2 separate regions of the Homo sapiens genome follow, and region 2 is linked to region 1. The links are chromatin loops, found by intact Hi-C in ENCODE. Cell type or tissue: heart right ventricle. All regions are shown on one strand. Each heading gives the region's core, and the rest is flanking DNA. Links, peaks and the distances in the headings are about the cores only. Region 1 overlaps SPIRE2 (spire type actin nucleation factor 2). Region 2 overlaps FANCA (FA complementation group A).

Region 1 (11,336 bases), core at 1,403-9,402:
AAAAACAAAAAGCAAACAACAACAACAACAAAAAACAAAAAAAAAACTTGCACACTGTCTTGGAAAGACATCTAAGATTCCTTCTAAGAAGACGTGTAGACATTGGTGTGTACCTGACACTACTCACCATAAAAGCACCATGGAAGCTAGAGGGGCCTCAACTGAGATGCTCAGTTTTAAACAGTGATTCAATTTTGTTTTAATTCCCATATCTGATTTCAAAAATAAATACCTTCTTATAAAAAATTCAAGGCTGGGCGCGGTGGCTCAAGCCTGTAATCCCAGCACTTTGGGAGACCGAGATGGGCAGATCACGAGGTCAGGAGATCGAGACCATCCTGGCTAACATGGTGAAACCCCGTCTCTACTAGAAATGCAAACAAATTAGCCAGGCCTGGTGGCGGGCACCTGTAGTTCCAGCTACTCGGGAGGCTGAGGCAGGAGAATGGCGTGAACCCGGGAGGTGGAGCTTGCAGTGAGCCGAGATTGTGCCACTGCACTCCAGCCTGGGTGACAGAGTGAGATTCCATCTCAAAAAAGAAAAAAGAAAAAAAAAAAAATTCAAGGCTGGGCGTGGTGGCTCACCGCTGTAATCCCAGCACTTTGGGAGGCCAAGGTGGGCGATCACCTGAGGTCGGGAGTTGGAGATCAACCTGACCAACATGGAGAAACCCCATCTCTACTAAAAATACGAAATTAGCAAGTGTGGTGGCACATGCCTGTAATGCCAGCTACTCAGGAGGCTGAGGCAGGAGAATCACTTGAACCTGGGAGGCAGAGGTTGCAGTGAGCTGAGATCGCGGCATTGCACTTCCGACTGGGCAACAAGAGTGAAACTCTATCTCAAAAAAATAAAAAAAAAAAATTCAAACATGAGAGAATTAAAATGTAGACACCACATGCTCAGAAGTGATCCCTGCTAGTAATGGTTTCCATCCTCCAGGCTTTTCCAAGCATATATCAACAGAAATATACATAATTTTACAGATAAAATTAGGTGATTTTTTTTTCCCAGACAGGTCTTGCTCTGTCACCCAGGCTGGAGTGCAGTGACACCGTCATAGCTCACTGCAGCCTTGACCTCCTTGGCTCAAGTGATCCTCCCACCTCAGCCTCCCAAAGTGCTGGGATTATAGGCATGAGCTACCATATCCACCATATCCAGCCTTACCTTTTTTTTTTTTTTTTTTTTTTGAGACAGTCTCCCTCTGTTGCCCAGTCTGGAGTGCAGTGGCGCGATCTCGGCTCACTGCACCCTCCACCTCACAGGTTCAAGCAGTTCTCCTGCCTCAGCCTCCCGAGTAGCTGGGACTACAGGCACCCGCCACCACGCCCAGCTAATTTTTTGTATTTTTAGTAGAGACAGGGTTTCATCGTGTTAGCCAGGATGGTCTCGATCTCCCGACCTCGTGATCTGCCAGCGTTGGCCTCCCAAAGTGCTGGGATCAAGGTGTGAGCCACCGCGCCCGGCCCAGCCTTACTTTTTTATTCAGTCTGGGAAATTCTAACTTTTACTTGGGTCGTGTGGATGACTTACAGTTAATGTGATGCGAGATACAGTTGTGTTTAAGGCTGTCATTTGCTATTTGTTTTGTTTTTGACTCATTTGTTTGTTCTCCTTCTTTTCCTACCTTTTTTTGGATTAATTACTGTTTATGGTCCCATCTTATCTCCTTTGTTGGCTTATTAGCTGTAACTGTTTTATTTTAGTGGTTGCTTTAGGACTTATGGTATACATCTTTAACTTATCACAGTCTACCTTTAAGTAATATTTGTATAGCGTGTATAATACCTTACTATACCTTATCATAGTGATTCACCTTACCATAGTGAACCTTAAAATAGTATACTTCTGGCCAGGCGCGGTGGCTTACGCCTGTAATCCCAACACTTTGGGAGGCAGAGGTGGGCAGATCCTGAGGTCAGGGGATCGAGACCATCCTGGCTAACATGGTGAAACCCCATCTCTACTAAAAATACAAAAAATTAGCTGGGAGTGGTAGCAGGTGCCTGTAGACCCAGCTACTCGGGAAGCTGAGGCAGGAGAATGGTGGGAACTCAGGAGGCGGAGCTTACAGTGAGCCAAGATCGTGCCACTGCACTCCAGCCTGGGCGCCAGAGCGAGACTCCTTCTCAAAAAAAAAAAAAAAAAAAAGGAAAAAAAGTATACTTCCAATTTTCCCCTCTCCCTGACCTTCATGCTAACTGCTGTTATCAACACTACTTACACACGTGTTACAAAACCCACAATACATTGTAATTAATTTTGTCTTGTTTTTTGCATGCCACACATTTTATCTTGCTGAGTACTGGTTTGTTTTTTTGTTGATGTTTAAAAAATTCTTATTCTTGAGCTTTGTTCTCAGAATCAGTTAAGATACTTGTGAACAGTTTGATCCTTTCAGGTCTTGCTTTTATGATGTATCAGTCAGGCCTAGAGCAACAATCACTTTGGGCTACTTACTCCACGTTAGTGAGGCGAGTCCTTTGTGTGCATTCCAGTTAGTGCCCTGTGAATTATGACATTTCTGCCTGTGGCCGGTGGAAACCGATGTTACTCATTCCTGCCCCTGAGCACCGTCCCTTCAGATCTTTAGAACAAGGGAAGGTAAATTTTTTGTGTAAAGGGCCAGAGAATAAACCTTTTAGGCGTGGCTGAGCGAGTAATAAATGGGTGTGGCTGTGTCCAGTGAGATTTTACTTGCAAAACAGGCCGAGGACCAGATTTGGCCCGTGGCTATAGTCTGCCAATCTCTGCTTTAGGATAAATGTTCTGCAGCCTTCAGTCATTTCCTTCAGAGAGGGGGACCTTCTCTGAGGCTTTCTCGGCGCAGCCCTCTCCTCTGGAGTTCTACACGGCGGACTCGAGCTGCTGTGGTCTCCCTGGATTCTCAGCCTGACCTCCTCCATCTGGGGAGTCCGGCAGCTGTGGCTCATGACCTAGAAACTCTCCAGGCAATGACTGTGGTGATGGCAGGCTTGCCCCGTTGTGTTTCCTTTTTGTTGCCTGCTGTCTTGAAAACCATTGTTTCACATCCTGTTTGTTCTTGGCTGTGGAAGATGCCTATTACCCCATCTTGGCTGAAACTGGGAGTTGCTTAGCTATTTAAATTTAATTTAATTTAAATACAATTTAAAATTTAACTCCTCATTCGTACTAACCATATCTTGTGGACTCATCAGCCATCGAACATGCTAGAACATTCCTGGAATCACAGGAAGTTCTGTGGGCGGTACTGCCCCGAGGTTTCTCGCCTCCTCCTTCCCTTGTGAACTGACAGCTAAAGGGAAGGCTCACCTCTTGCAGAAGAGACAGCTGGGCGGCCACGAGAACAGCGGGAACTTGGCCCGGCAGCAGCAGCAAATCTGTCAGGAGAGACTGGTTAGAGCCCCGCTTTGTCCAAAGCTCCCTGGGGTCCCGCCCTGTCCCTGCTACCCCCTCAGGGCTCCCAACCAGATCATGAGCAAACAGTCCTGGGAACTGGCCCTCTCGGCACCCGCCCCTGACCCAGCGGGCAAGAGCGTAGCCCCACGTCTAGGCAGCCTCACCTTCCCCTTCTTCAGACTGCTGAAGAGCTCCTTGTTCTGCAAAAACTTTTCCATCTCGGCCTTCACCAGCACACGGCGCACGTCCATCACCTCTTCCACAGTCAGCGCCAGGCTCTCCACGGGGTGGCTGAACTCCTAGGGGACGGCCTCAGGTAGGAAGTCTTCTATGCAGGAGGCTCCCCTAGCTTACTCTCCTTCCCTGAGGACCCTAACCCTCCCTGGCCTCAGCCTAAACAAGCCTGCGACCTTCTAAAACGCTGTCCATCAGCCATCTTGTCCATCAGCCATCCATCCCCATGTCTTTGATGGGCCCTGCTGCTGCAGGCCAGGCCTCCCATGACCAGCGGACCCTGCCGGCCAGCCCAGCCTTCACTGGCCACGCTCCACACAAACTCCCCTCAGCCCATGTCTGTTCAAGGTGTCCCTGCCTGCAAACACACCATGGGCTGATCCACACCAGCCAGAATCCATCTCAAACCTTCCCTCCCTGAGCAGCTGATGTCCTCTTTTCTGGAAGGTCCAGGACCCTCCAACAGGCCACCTCAGCTTGCATCTGCCCATCTGCGCTCAGCACACCTCCCGTGTCCTGGCCACTGATTCCTGGGGCCACCTTATGTTGAGTGTGTCCTGTTTTTGCTTCCCTGTGCTTGGCATAGAACTTGACACCTGATCTCTCTAAGCCTCAGTTTTCTCTTCTGTAAAATGGGGCTGGATTTCAGCTCCATCGAGATGATTCAGTTAAAGCCCTTAAACACACTGCCAGCACAGCGTTCGCAGTGTCGGTCATCACTGCCAAGGCAGGTGGGCACCATCTATGAAGGTGCCACAGAGATGGAGTTGGACCATGTTTTCTGCTTTGGATTTGCAGTGGGTTGTCCTGTCTAAAGCTGTGAACACACGCTCCTGGCATTGGGGGGAGCGGGGCCCTTGCATTCCTTCCTTCCTCTGACCTGAGGCACCCAGGGCTTTAGGCTTCTGTTGCCAGTTGCCTGATGGTGCCGTTTCCATCTGAACAATTCACCTCAGGTGCCACAGGTGTGACGCCAACAACGTCCGTGGCCAGGAGACCTCACGCCAGGTACAGAGAAGGGCCGCCTGCTCCCCAGGTGAGGCTGTGAGCCCAGGGCAGATGGAAGGCCAGGTTCTGTGGTGCTCAGTAGCCCCCCTTCAGAAAGCACTTCTGAGACTTCAGAGCTAAAGAACCACTCATGTGACCTGTGGTCATCTTAAATGTGTCCTCTAATTCCTTAAGAAGTGGGCCTTGGCCGGGTGCGGTGGCTCACGCCTGTGATCCCAGCACTTTGGGAGGCCGAAGAGGGCGGATGACGAGGTCAGGTCCCAGCACTTTGGGAGGCCGAAGAGGGCGGATGATGAGGTCAGGAGATCGAAACCATCCTGGCTAACACGATGAAACCCCGTCTCTACTAAAAATACAAAAAATTAGCCGGGTGCGGTGGTGGGCGCCTGTAGTCCCAGCTACTCGGGAGGCTGAGGCAGGAGAATGGCATGAACCCGGGAGGCGGAGCTTGCAGTGAGCCGAGATGGCGCCACTGCACTCCAGCCTGGGCGACAGAGCCAGACTCTTGTCTCAAAAAAAAAAAAAAAAAGAAGTGGGCCTTAATTCTCTCCCTCCCCTTGAGAATAGGCTGGACTTAGTGACTCATTCCTAGTGAGTTGGGACAATGTGGCACTGCTGGACTTGGTCATAAATACTCAGTGGCTTTCACTGCGCTCACTCTTGAACCACGTGCTCTGGGGGACGCCAGCCACCACGCTGTGGGGATCCCCAAGCAGCCCGAGAGAGGCCTACACAGCAAGGGACTCACGCCTCCTGCTCACAGCTGGGTGAAGACGCCACTTCAGACGGCTCCTCCAGCCCCGATTTGACCCTTCAGTCGAGATCAGGCCCCACTGCCATCCTAACTGCAGCCTCACGAAAGACCCTGAGCCATGGCCACACAGCTAAGACACTGCCGGAGTCCCAACCCTCAGAAACTGTGAGATAATATATATTTGTTATTTTAAGATGCTGCATTTTGAGGTAACTTTTGATGCAGTGATATATAGCTAATCCTAGGCTAACGGGGCAAGCCCTGCCTTCGGTGGGATACGACCTAGGCTAACAGGGCAGGCCCTGCGTTTCGGTGGGGATACGCACAGTGCCTTGCATTTATATAAGGCTCATAGTTCTCAAAGCATTTTAACATCTGTTCTCATCTGAGCCGCTGGATAAAACCTCAAATAGTGACAGCAACCACACCGTTCACATCCCTCCAACACCTGCATGCTGCCACCGTGGCCCACGGGCCGCACACTCCCCTTACCTCAGTTGATTAAATCCTGCACCAGAACTCAGGTCCACGTGGGCCTCAAGATGTCAGCAAAGGTGAGCTCTTCACAATTACAGGTCAGATAAGAAACCGAGGGCAGAGGGGCTGAGCAGTACCGTGGCGGCGTCACGGCCAGAGTCAAGGTCTCGACCCAGTGAACCCCCCTCACACTGACCTCCAGGCACAGGGCACGCAGGTTCACCGTCTGCCCTAACCCCACACTGAACCCTTCAATTAGGGACCAGGCTCCGGGGCCGCAGTGCAGTGCGGTTCGGCCCCAGCAGGCGGCAGCAGAGACCACGGCCCCAGACCAGCAGCTCCACCACTGGTGCCCCATGTTCAGACCGCGCCCCCCCAGACGGACGCTCAGGCCACACCCCCCAGACAGGTGCTCAGACCCATCTCCCAGACCTGGCTGGCGGCGGGAAGGTGGGTGCAAAGACGCCCCCTGGGCCGCCCTGGACGACAATCGCACCCTCACTCACCAGCCACAGGTGTTTGGCATCGGGGGTCATGGAGGCCTCGGGTCTGTCCCCCGAGGAGCCCCGGTTGCTGAGTAGGGGGTGGCTGGGGTCAGAGACACTCGCGGGACAGGTACCTGGGGGAGAGCAGAGGCTCCATCAGGACTGCCTGGCAGGAGCTGTGGTAAAGAGGACTGTGCCCAGGGGATGATAGAGATGGTGGAGGGCTCCAGGGGAACCAAGCAAAAGGTCAAGGGGAGAAGCGGCCGGGCAGTAGCTACACGGGCAGTTCTAGCACTTAGGAGGCCGAGGCGGGTGGAACCTTGAGCCTAGGAGCTTGAGACCACCCTGGGCAACGTAGCGAGACCCTCAGCTCTATAGAAAAATATAAAAGTTAGGCAGGCATCGTGAAACATGTCGGTAGTCCTAGCTACTCAGGAGGCTGAGGCGGGAGGATTGCTTGAGCCCAGGAGGCCAAGGCTGCAGTGAGCTATAATGGTACCTCTGCACTCCAGCCTGGGCAGCAGAGCAAGACCTTGTCTCAAAAAGAAGAAAAAAGCGAAGAGGGTGGCTCCAACATTAGGACATTCATCGGGGCCCATGTGGTATAGAGGGTCCACAGGACCCCGGAAGGGCCCCCGTGTCTGAGCCCCAGAATGAGCTGGCATGGGCAGTCCCACAGCAGCAGTGAGCCAGACCCTCCTCCTGCAGTCCACACCTCACACTGGAGCTGGGGTCGACCTCCCTCCCTCCACCAACTCCCAGAGGCTGAGGCACAGCTCCAGGTGGGGGAGGCCGAGGTTAAGTAAGTGTGAGGTTTGGAACTGGCCTGGCCTGGACCTCTTAACACTGGGAAGGGGCTGTAAGCACCAAACACGATTGTCCCGAGACTCTGGCCCCACAGGCAGACAAGGAGGCCTGGCCGTGCCTGCTGGGATGTGGTGGTGGGGAGACAAGAACCCTGAGTCGCGAGGGCTCTCCGTAAAGTTCAGCCCTCACGGTGGTAGGACCAGCCCTGCACAGCCAGCAAGAATCGTTCTGTGCTCAGCAGCGCGAAAAGGAGTCGAAGGAATCACGGCTCAGGTTCCAGAGCCATGTGCTGCGAGCCCAGCCGGCTCCCCACGGACACACGGCTCCCTTCCCAGAGGACTAGAAGGGTCTATCACTCATCTAGTTAGCTATCTTTCTATATCCCAAAGTTAATTATGTCTAGGTAATAGAATCATGAGAATTCTTTTTAAATATTAAAAAATATTTTTATAATAAATATGCATTACTTAGTAAGTTTTCAAGTTAAACAAAAGGAGATGCCTGCCTGAGGTGGTGCCGTCTTGCAGGCACGAGCTCCCTGGGTCCCTGGGAGCTGCCTGCTCAGGAAGATGTGGGCTGAGGTGGAGGGATGGTGCCCACAGGATGGATCGGGGTGGGGGCGAAGGAGGGTACGGGGGTGAGAAGCAGCACTTGCCCTGGTCTCGGGAGCCGGGCCTCCACACATGCGCACTGCCAGCTCGGGGCCGTGGTGGCTCCGTCCCTCCTGGGGGGTGGGTGGCCGACTGCAGGCCAGAGGCCACCTCACTTCGGAGCTGGGCCAGGTCATGCTCTGAGAAGGAGCGGTCCCGTTTCAGCGTCACCTCCCCACACGGAGACTCTTCTTCCTGTGGACACACCAGACGCGGCCCTGCCCTGACAATGCCCGCCAGTGCCTCCTGCCCATGCCTGGAATGAAGCAGAGGACCCAGGGGTGCCGCAGGGTCTGCTGCGATGTGGGGCAGCCTCCACCCACTTCCCAGCCTGCCCGCCTCTGGACAGTTCGTGGCAAGCACCCGAGTAACCAAGCCCTTCCCCAGGCCTTCCGGAAAGGGACAGGTCTAGTGTCAGACGGAGGCAGAGCCCTCTGGGATGGCCCCCAACAAGGCCATCACCAGCCCTTCCTGTGAAGAGAGGAGCGTCCCATTCACAGGGCAGCCAGGGTGGGCAGGGAGCCTCGCTGGGTCCACCTTTTCACATCAACTAGCCAGGGGCTCAGTTTCCGGGGCCTGGGACAGCGAGGCACTTCCGCTGTCAGCCTTCCATCGTCTGTGGGAGGAGGCAGCCCAGGCCCTCTCCCAGTCACCCTTCTGAGCGGCCAAGATGGCAGGGTCCCCGATCCCCACAGGCCTCCTCCTACGGCAGGATGTCAGTTTCAAGGGAGGGCTCCTGGACAGGAGACACCGCAATTGCTGCTGCCCCCGGCTTAGCTTAGCCCTTCTCACTTCCTTGGCCCCCATCCTCCCATTCCTGGTCTCTTTTCAGGAATCCCCATGGGTTCTGACCTCAGATGTATTCATCTCTTCCATTTCAGCCAAGGTAGGCGCCTTGAGCAGCACGCGGGGCCGCGGGCGCTGGGCGCTGCCCCCAGCATCTGTGACTGACAGGTTGATGCAGGAGGTGGACTTGGCATCTCCGGAGCAGGCGTTGAGGATGCAGGGCAGAGAGCCAAACCCTGGGGAGACGGGAGCCGAGGCAGGACGGGCCAGTGAACGGGGAGACAGCAGGCAGGAGCTGACAGCTTTGTGTGCACCAGCTGGCTTAATTCCCTGACTTTGCAGAAGGGGAAACTGAGGGCTAGCCAGCCATTTAAAAAAATGAGGAACTAGGCCGGGCGCGGTGGCTCACGCCTGTAATCCCAGCACTTTGGGAGGCCAAGGCGGGTGGATCACGAGGTCAGGAGATCGAGACCATCCTGGCTAACATGGTGAAACCCTGTCTCTACTAAAAAATACAAAAAAAATTAGCCAGGCGTGGTGGCACGCGCCTGTAGTCCCAGCTACTCGGGAAGCTAAGGCAGGAGAATGGCGTGAACCCAGGAGGTAGAGCTTGCAGTGAGCCGAGATCACGCCACTGCACTCCAGCCTGGACAACAGAGCGAGACTCTGTCTCAAAAAAAAAAAAAAAAAAAGAAGAAGAACTAGGCTGGGTGCGGTGGCTCACGCCTGTAATCCCTGCACTTTGGGAGGCTGATGCGGGTGGATCACCTGAGGTCAAGAGTTTGAGACCAGCCTGACCAACATGGAGAAACCCCGTCTCTACTAAAAATACAAAATTAGCTGGGTGTGGTGGCGCGTGCCTGTAATCCCAGCTACCCGGGAGGCTGAGGCAGGAGAATCGCTTGAACCCAGGAGGTGGAGGTTGCAGTGAGCTGAGATAGCGCCACTGCACTCCAGCCTGGGCAAAAAGGGCGAAACTCCATCTCAAAAAAAAAAAAGGAAAAGAAAAGAAAAACATTTTAAAAATTTGCTTTTATTCTATTTTCTTCTAAATGCTGAAATATGTCATACTATTGTAAACTATGTAGAGTGGCAAATACAGGTGAAGACCAGGACAATAGGGTATAAGATCATGTTAGGCAGGGAATGGTGGCTCACACCCATAATCCCAGCACTTCGGGAAGCTGAGGCAGAAGGATCACTTGAGCCCACGAGTTCAACACCAGCCTGGGCAACAGAGTGAGACCCTGTCTCTACAAAAAACACAAAAATTAGCCGGGCGTGGTGGTGCATGCCTGTCATCACACTACTCGAGAGGCTGAGGTGGGAGGATTGCTTGAGCCTGAGAGGTTGAGGCTGCAGTGAACTATAATGGTGCCACTGCACTACAGCCGGGGTGACAGAGTGATACCCTATCTCAAAAAAAAAAAAAAAAAAGATATAGGAAATTCCAATGGCCTTGTAAAGTTTTTAATGAGAGGCATAAAAAGTGATTTTTTTTTTTTTTTGAAACGAGGTCTCACTCTGTCACCCAGTCTAGAGGGCAGTGGTGCAATCATGGGTCACTTCGGCATCAACTTCTCAGGTTCAAGCAATCCTCCCACCTCAGCCCCTGGAGCACCTGGGATTACAGCCATGTGCCACCACACCTGGCTAATTTTTCTTTGAAATTTTTGGCAGAGATGAGGTCTCACTATATTGCCCAGGCTGGTCTCGATCTCCTGGGCTCAAGTGATCCTCCCGCCTCAGCATCCCAAAATGCTGGGATTACAAGGCATGAGCTACTGAGCCCAGCCTCATCATTTTTTATTTTTGGCCAGGTGCAGTGGTTCACACCTGTAATGCCAGCATTTTGGGAGGCCAAGGCAGGCAGATCACTTGAGCCCAGGAGTTTGTGTCCAGTCTGGCCAATATGGTGAAACCCCGTCTCTACTAAAACTACAAAAAAAAAAAAAAAAAAAATTAGCCAGGCGTGGTGGCACGTGCCTGTAATCCCAGCTGCCCAGGAAGCTGAGGCATGAGCATCACTTGAACCCGGGGGGCGGAGGTTGCAGTGAGCCGAGGTCGCTCCACTGCACTCCATCCTGGGCGACAGAGCAAGACTCCATCTCAAACAAATATATATATATATAATTTTAATTTAATTTAAATTTTTTATCCCCAAGTAATCTGAGTTTCAAAAGCCTGTGTGCCTCAAAAATTAAGATGTTCTGTGTCTTCCATGGGTTCAGGCGCCCTCAGGGAGACGCCACCTTCCAATGTGCAACCTGACCAGGGGAATGGGGGAACCCCAGCCGGGGGCTCAGGGCTCTCTTCTCCTGCCATCCCCTCACTCACCGCGGGCAGCCCAGCCCTCGCCCCGCACCGGGCGCAGCCTCCGCTCCTGCTTGATCTCCTCCAGGATCTTCTCATGCAGGGACCTTTGCTTTGGTGGCAACGGGCGCAGCCGCCTCTCAGAGACCTGCGGTGGGGAAGCGAGACCTGCGGTGGGGAAGCAGGACCTGCGGTGGGGAAGCGGGACCTGCGGTGGGGAAGCGGGACCTGTGGTGGGGAAGTGACCATGACACGGGCCCACTCTGGAGTCGGAAGAGCCTGCCAGGCCCACCCGGAGGGAGTGCTGCTCCCAGGGGGCTCTGGGCTCCGCATGCACCTGGGGTGGGGTGGGCATGGCTCACATGGCCCCTTCCCAGAAAAAGGGCCCAGGGCCACACAGCCCCGGGCTGGCACACAGGCAAGAGGAAGCCAGCCCG
Region 2 (8,000 bases), core at 1-8,000, 62 kb after region 1:
ACAAAAATTAGCTGGGTGTGGTGGCGGCGCCTATATTCCCAGCTACTGGTGAGGCTGAGGCAGAGAATTGCTTGAACCTGGGAGGCGGAGGTTGCAGTGAGCGAGATCATACCATTGCACTCAAGCCCAGGCGACAGAGCAAGCCTCCGTCTCACAAAAAAAAAAAAAAAGAAAAAAATCTGACTATAAACTTGTTCCCTTTCAAATAGAAGTGCAAGAGGAAAAAATCTGGTTCATCTAAGGGTCCTGATTGGGTTTGGTGAACGCTAGTGTAGCTGTGGTCAGGTGAGCAGTAACTTCTGCAGCGTTCCTCAGGTTAGGAGCAGCTCACAGGGGTCCTGGTGGGCCCAAGCCATATGCTCACCCGCCCCTCTGAAGTGGATGGTCTGTGCCATTCACAGTTGCTTGGAGACCATGATGTCCATAAATAACTTTGGTTTTATGGTTTTTCAGATTTTGTTCAAATGTTTGTTTTGAGGGGATTTCAGAAAAACTCAGATCTGAGAAGAACTGTGGAGCCTGAAAAAATGCCGCAGGTAGGAGGAAAAGTCAAGTGAAGAGTTTAGCGGAAGGAGCCGTCCTTATTCCAAGTGTTGAAATGTATTTACGTGTCTCTCTATTGAAACGTGCTGTTTGTACCTATTTACGGGGTACATGTGATACTTGTTTTGTGCATAGAGTGTAATGATCAAGTCAGGGTGTTTAGAGTCTCCGTCACCTCCAGTATGTATCATTTCTGTGTGTTGGCAACATTTCACATGTTGCAGTTACTTTGAAATATACAATCTGTTGTTAACTATAGCCGCCTCACTCTGCTGTGGAACATTAGAACTTACTTCTTCTGTCTAGCTGTATGTTTGTACCCATTAACCAACTCTCTTCGTTCCCCCACTGCATATACCCTTCTCATCTCTGGTATCTCTCGTTCTACTCTCTACCTCCACAAGAGCCACTTTTTAGCTCCCACATATTTGTGATAACATGCAATATTTGTCCTTCTGTGCCTGGCTTATTTCACTTAACATAATGGCCTTCAGTTGCATTCCTGTTGCTGTGAATGACAGGATTTCACTTTAAAAAAAAAGAATAGCTGGCCGGGCATGGTGGCTCATGCCTGTAATCCCAGCACTTTGGGAGGACGAGGCGGGCGGATCACAAGGTCAGGAGATCGAGACCATCCTGGCTAACATGGTAAAATCCCGTCTCTACTAAAAAAATAGAAAAAATTAGCCGGGCCTGGTGGCAGGCACCTGTGGACCCAGCCACTCAGGAGGCTGAGGCAGGAGAATGGCGTGAAACCTGGAGGCGGAGCTTGCAGTGAGCCCAGATCGTGTCACTGTATTCCAGCCTAGGCGACAGAGACTCCATCTCAGAAAAAGAAAAAAATAGCTGAGGTTGGGCTCAATGGCTCATGCCTATAATCCAGCACTTTGGGAGGCTGAGACTGGTGGATCCCCTGAGGTCAGGAGTTCAAGACCAGCCTGACCAACATGGTGAAACCCTGTCTCTAGTAAAAAAAAAAAAAAAATAGCCGGGCGTGGTGGCACATGCCTGTAGTCCCAGCTACAGGCGTGGAGGCAGGAGAATTGCTTGAACCCAGGAGGCGGAGGTTGCAGTGAGCCAAGATTGCGCCTTGCACTCTAGCCTGGGTGACAGAGCGAGACTCCGTTAAAGCTGACCAGTATTCCGTTGTGTGTATATACCACGTTTTCTGTATCCGGTCATCTCTTGTTGGGCACACAGGTTGATTTCATATCTTGGCTATTGTTAATAGTGCCACAATAAATGTAGGAGTACAGATGTCTCTTCAGCTGGCTGATTTCCTTTCCTTTGGCTGTAAGCCCAGTAATGGGATTGCTGGATCATATGGCAGTTCTGGTTTTTTTTTTGTTTTTTTGTGTTTTTTTGAGACGGTGTCTCTCTCTGTTGCTCAGGCTAGAGTGCAGTGGCGCGATTTCGGCTCACTGCAACCTCTGCCTCCCAGGTTCAACCGATTCTCCTGCCTCAGCCTCCCGAATAGCTGGGATTACAGGCATGCACCACCATGCCCAGCTAATTTTTGTATTTTTAGTAGAGGTGAGGTTTCACTCTGTTGGCTAGGATGGTCTCGATCTCTTGACCTCATGATCTGCCTGCCTTGGCCTCCTGAAGTGCTGGGATTACAGATGTGATCCACCATGCCTGGTGAAAGTGAGACCCTCTGGGCTGGTAGTTCTGTTTTTAGAACTACCCAACTATTTAGAAATCTCCATACTATTTTCCATAATGGCTGTATTAATTTACATTCTCACTGATAGCATATAAGAGTTCTGTTTGCATTCTCACCAGCATTTGTTATTTTTTGTTTTCTTGATAATGATAATTCTAACTGGAGTGAAATAATAGCTCATTGTGGCTTTGACTTGTATTTCCCTGATGATTAGTGACATTGGCTTTTTTTTTTTTTTTTTTGAGACAGAGTCTTGCTCTGTCGCCCGGGCTGGAGTGCAGTGGCGCGATCTCGGCTCACTGCAAGCTCCGCCTCCGGGGTTCACGCCATTCTCCTGCCTCAGCCTCCTGAATAGCTGGGACTACAGGCGCCCACCACCACTCCCGGCTAGTTTTTCTATTTTTAGTAGAGATGGGCTTTCACAGTGTTGGTCAGGCTGGTCTCGAACTTCTGATCTCATGACCCGCCCACCTTGGCCTCTCAAAGTGTTGGGATTATAGGCGTGGGCTACCGTGCCTGGCCTTTTTTTTTCTTTTTTCTTTTTTTTTTTTTTGAGATGGAGTCTTGCTCTGTCTCCCAGGCTGGAGTGCAGTGGTGCCATCTTGGTTCACTGCAAGCTCCGCCTACCGGGTTCAAGCTATTCTCCTGCCTCAGTCTCCCGAGTAGCTGGGACTATAGACACCCGCCACCGCACCTAGCTAATTTTTTTGTATTTTTAGTAGAGACAGGGTTTCACCTTGTTGGTCAGGCTGGTCTAGAACTCCTGACCTCAGGTGATCCACCCACCTCGACTTCCGAAAGTGCTGGGATTACAGGCGTGGGCCACAGTTCCCGGCCTGTTTCTGGGTTCTCTATCCTGTTCCGTTGGTCTGTGTGTATGTTTATATCAACCTCATGCTGTTTTCATTTCTGTAGCCTCGTAGTATATTTTGACCTCAGGCAGTGTGATTTCTATATTCTATAGCTTTGTTCTTTTTCCTCAGGATTGCTTTGCTTATCTGTGTTCTATTTTGGTTCCATGTGAATTTTAGAATCTTTTTTTCTATTTCTGGGAAGAACGTTATTGGTATTTTGATAGGGATTGCATTGAATCTGTAGATAGTTTTGGATACGTCCCAAATTTTTATTCCCTTTTGGAGGTTCCTGAGCCAGTGGCTCCCATTTTGCCTACACTGCAGTCTGTGGGCTTTGTTTGAGGAAGTCTGTTTTATTGTTACCATGAGTTGCTCTCTGAGTAGTGGTATGCTTTAAGCCCAGGAGATGTGAAGAAGGGAAATGGACAATGGTACCTTCTCACCGTCTTCTGGCTCCAGAGGCATCAAGGGTGAAAGTCCTTAGTTCCACAGCCCAGATTCAAGGCCTGAGCTTTCCTCTCTTCACTGAAGTACTTCAGCAAAACTCTGCGTGCAAAAGTGTCCTGCCCAGCCCTAGGCTCATGGCCTCAGGCCATGCTGAGAGCAGTCTTAGGGTAATTCCAGAAAGTTCAGCCTTTTCACTCTGTCTAGGTCCCTTCGGTACTGGAGTAATTTCTAGGTCTATGAGGGTTTTTAAAGTTGATCTCTTTGTAAAGTCCATTTCTTTTTCTTTTTTCCGAGACGGAGTCTGGCTCTTTCGCCCGGGCCGGACTGCAGTGGCACTATCTCAGCTCACTGGAAGCTCTGCCTCCCGGGTTCACGCCATTCTCCTGCCTCAGCCTCCCGAGTAGCTGAGACTACAGGGCGTCCGCCACTGCGCCCGGCTAATTTTTTGTATTTTTAGTAGAGACGGGGTTTCACCATGTTAGCCAGGATGGTCTCGATCTCCTGACCTCGTGATCCGCCCGCCTCGGCCTCCTGAAGTGCCGTTTCTTTACTTTAGAGTAACAAGTAATAATTCTCTTGTGTGATGCAGGTATCACACAAATTACAGAAGATTACCAAGATGGTAACTCACATTCTATTTTGACAGGTCACGGTTGATGTACTGCAGAGAATGCTGATTTGTAAGTTAATTGCACTGCAGCCCAGACTGTAAATGACTTAGTTTGCTTATTAGCAATTGTATCAGTTTTCTGCCTTTCCATTTGAGGTATTTCTCCTCTGTATGTTTCACTGTGCAGAGTCCTGGTACTGGAATGCCCTTGTTTTGGCATTTTCAGAGCTGTGAAGGGATACCTCATGAATCTGTGGGTCACAGGGAAGCATTTTCTTGTCTGTGTGTTTTGATTAAGGCCTACAGATTGTAGAAGTCTTGATGGATGTGGGCCCTCTGGGGGGTTGAAGTGGATCTGTTGTCTGAAAGCGCCTGGGGATTGTTTCTGGTGGGCTGCCGCCGTGTGCTGACATCTGTTTTCTGTTCCTGGCTCTGTCTTCAGTTGCACTTGACGCTTTGGCTGCTGGAGTACAGGAGGAGTCCTCCACTCACAAGATCGTGAGGTGCTGGTATGTTCCTGAGGGTGGCCTGCCTGAGTGTGCAGCAGGGAGGTGTCTGCCAAATTAAAGAGCCAAGATATTTTAAACACTTCCAGAGCTTCAGCAGCCCGCTCCTGAGCACACTTCCTCTGCCAGTTACGATAACGTGCGTGAGGAGGAGGCGACCATGGGAAAGCCCGGGGAACGCTCTGGTCAGCCTTTTCCTGTGAGGATGAGGTCGGAAGGTGCGCCCACTGCAGTATCCTGTTCCGCCTCTGGAAGTCCTGCACCAATGTTTGTCCCACTCACTGTGACCTCCTCCTGTGTGGAGTCTCCCCTTGCTCCTCCTTCCCTGGGTGTGATTCAGGCTCTAGAGCTGGCCCTGCCTCTCAGCCCCCCACATTTCTAGAACACACTGTAGCTGTGCCTCTACAGACTCCCGCTGCCTGGCCTCCACAGATCCTGCTCAGATTCACCAGTAGGCAAAGCTTGGCCCTATTAGCTTTTTCTCTCCATGGCTCTGTGGAGATGTGCGGAGACCCTTACAGGTCGGGAGGCGGAAGCTGAGGAGTGGGGGCTGGGTGGAAGGTGGACATCGGGGTTTGGTGGAAATGGGGCTCTGGGGTTTGCTTCCCTCTAGTGTGGGCAGGGGACCTTGAAGTGAAGTCTTGAGAAACCAGTAGAATTTGCCACTGTTTCCAGGCCTTGTCAACCTTTTCATTCTTTATTTTGCTCCTCATTTCCCATCCCTCACAGTAACTGTTTAACTGCTCAATTAAATGTGTTGTACCGTTCGGTACTTTTACTGAAACAGTGAATAAAGCACTGTGTGATTTCCTGAATGTTTACATGTGCATCAGTTAGCTTGGGCTGCTGTAACAAAGTGCCAGAGACTGCGGTGTGGACGGCAGATGTGTTCTCACAGCAGTGGAGGCTGGAAGTTGGAGGTCAGGGTGCCCCTAGGGTTGGGTTCTGGTGAGGACCCTCTTCCTGGCTTGCAGGAGACCTACTTTTTCTGTGTCTTCATGAGGTAGAGAGGGGAGAGCAAGCCCTCTGGTGTCTTCTCCGGGCAGTCATCTCATCATCACCTCAGCCTTATCAACACCCCACCTTGAGAGGCTGGGCTTCAACAGAGGAACTTTGTGGGGATACAGTTTAGTCTGTGGCAAGGGCTTTTTTTTATAATCTGTGTGATAAGATTACTCACACTGATGTCCTGAGAGTCAGGTAACAACCACTGACCTGCCGATTTTTATATTTTGTAATTAGTTGCCAATTATTTATTTATTTATTTATTTTTGAGACAGAGTTTTATTCTTGTTGCCCAGGCTGGAGTGCAGTGGTGAGATCTCTGCTCACTGCAACCTCTGCCTCCCAGGTTCAATCAATTCTTCTGCCTCAGCCTCCTGAGTAGCTGGGATTACAGGCATGCACCACCACACCTGGCACAAGCCTATAGTTTTGTATTTTCTATTTTTAAGTAGACATGGGGTTTCACTATATTGGTCAGGCTGGTCTCGAACTCCTGACCTCAAGTGATAACACCCACCTCAGCCTCCCAAAGTACTGGGATTACAGGCGTGAGCCACCGCACCTGGCCTGCCAATAATTTAAAATCAGACATCCTCCAACAGTCTTGGTGGCCAGCTTCCCTTGCACACTGGGGGCTGTGGTGTCCCAAAGCCCTGCCCTGTGAGGAAGGACAGCAGGGCTGAGAAGTGAATCTCCACGATGTCCCACACCCTGTTGTGTGAGTGTCTTGAGTTTGCACAGAGCCGACGTGGCCTCGTTGGGTGTGTGACCCTGGGGCAGTTCACTGAACCGCCAGGACCCTTGATTTTCTTTCTTTCTTTCTTTATTTTTTTGAGACAGAGTCTCACTGTGTCGCCCAGGCTGGAGTGCAGTGGCACGATCTCGGTTTACTACAACCTATGCCTCCTGGGTTCAAGCGATTCTCCTGCCTCAGCCTCCCACATAGCTGGGACTATAGGTGTGTGCCACCATGCCTGGCTAATTTTTTTTATTTTTCTTTTTTTGAGACAGAATTTCGCTCTGTCGCCCATGCTGGAGTGCAGTGGTGCGATCTCTGCTCACTGCAAGCTCCGCTCCCTGGGTTCACACCATTCTCCTGCCTCAGTCTCCCGAGTAGCTGGAACTACAGGTGCCCACCACCATGCCCGGCTAATTTTTTCTATTTTTTTAGTAGAGATGGGGTTTCGTTGGGTTGGCCGGGATGGTCTCGAGCTCCTGACCTTGTCATCTGCCCCCCTTGGCCTCCCAAAGTGCTGGGATTACAGGTGTGAGCCAATGCGCCTGGCCTAATATTTTGGTATTTTTAGTGTAGATGGGGTTTCACCATGTTAGCCAGGGTAGTCTTGATCTCCTGACCTTGTGATCTGCCCGCCTCAGCCTCCCAGAGTGCTGGGATTACAGGCATGAGCCACCGTGCCCGGCTGGACCCTTGATTTTCTTACCTGGGGAATCGGCATAAAGTGCCGCTTGCTGGTTGCAGGTTGTAAGCCTCACGAGAGGGTCTGGGTTTGGTTTGGTGGTCTGTATAGGCCTGCTGGGATGTGGCAGGCTAACAGACCTCAAGTGCTCTTGCCACCTGGCTCTGTGACCCCATTCACCCCCAGAACATCGTGTTCTCTCACACAGATGGCCCAGGAAACCTTAGTCCCTTCCATTCCTTCCTCATCTTCATGGACAGAGCTGGCCTCAGTCCCTGTTGTGACTGTTTGAGGCCCTGGTGTGCTGGGCTCTTCTCTCAGGCTTGGCACGACCCTCTGGGGGAGTTCCGTGTCACAGAGGGTGCCGCTGAGGCCCCGTCGGGTTGGCTCCCGGGGCTCCACTCCCGGGTGCGGCGCGGCCTGCCCTTCCCAACCTGTTTCCTTCTGCTCCACTCCCGGGTGTGGCGCGGCCTGCCCTTCCCCACCTGTTTCCTTCTGCTCCTTCGCTTCTCTGCTCCGTGGGTTTCGCCGTTGCCTTGCCCCCTTTCTCGTTGAACTGCCACCTCCTTGGATTCAGTTTCAAGTCTGTGGTTATAGTGGCCTGGCCAAGAAAGCCCCTTCCTTGCTTAAAGAAGGGATGAGCCTGAGCCACAGTTTGTGCTGGGATTGGTGGGTGGCGTGCAAGGCACCCTCCCTTTCCTGACCCCTCTTTCTGCTGCATTGGCAGGTTCGGAGTGTTCAGTGGACACACGCTTGGCAGTGTAATTTCCACAGATCCTCTGAAGAGGTTCTTCAGTCATACCCTGACTCAGATACTCACTCACAGCCCTGTGCTGAAAGGTAGGCCCAGTGTGGAGGCTGCTCAGTTGCTACCCATTTTGGGGATTGCTGTTGCCTTGTTGCCTTGGTAACGCTGACTGGAGATGCCAGGAATTCTAGGACCTCTTTTAC

The links. A loop is a pair of places that touch in the nucleus more often than their neighbours do. Peaks named below come from ENCODE experiments on the same cell type or tissue, not always from the same donor. Only the 100,000 strongest peaks of a DNase experiment are listed, where the experiment ranks them.
Region 2: a loop joins it to region 1, with 2.6 times the contacts of the local background. A loop is called at or near these places in 18 of 110 quality-filtered maps.

What each region holds. Positions count from the first base shown.
Region 1 is chr16:89,855,824-89,867,159 of GRCh38, reverse strand. It overlaps SPIRE2 (spire type actin nucleation factor 2), which reads right to left. Exons shown (of 15, transcript NM_032451.2): 7 at 10,924-11,047; 8 at 8,653-8,822; 9 at 7,806-7,995; 10 at 6,365-6,477; 11 at 3,550-3,684; 12 at 3,299-3,366. Among named protein-coding and RNA genes, the nearest start is that of TCF25, 12 kb to the left of the region's middle. RefSeq lists enhancers at 2,671-2,760, 2,821-2,900, 6,003-6,092. In heart right ventricle, for the core only: a CTCF peak has its summit at 6,152 (motif pointing right); DNase peaks (open chromatin) are centred at 2,933, 3,282 and 6,159; H3K4me3 peaks cover 1,030 bases; H3K27ac peaks cover 2,199 bases.
Region 2 is chr16:89,795,795-89,803,794 of GRCh38, reverse strand. It overlaps FANCA (FA complementation group A), which reads left to right. Exons shown (of 43, transcript NM_000135.4): 8 at 454-536; 9 at 4,157-4,190; 10 at 4,563-4,629; 11 at 7,777-7,889. Among named protein-coding and RNA genes, the nearest start is that of FANCA, 17 kb to the left of the region's middle. In heart right ventricle, for the core only: no CTCF peak of the experiment used is centred there; DNase peaks (open chromatin) are centred at 4,573 and 4,847; H3K4me3 peaks cover 1,033 bases; H3K27ac peaks cover 1,413 bases.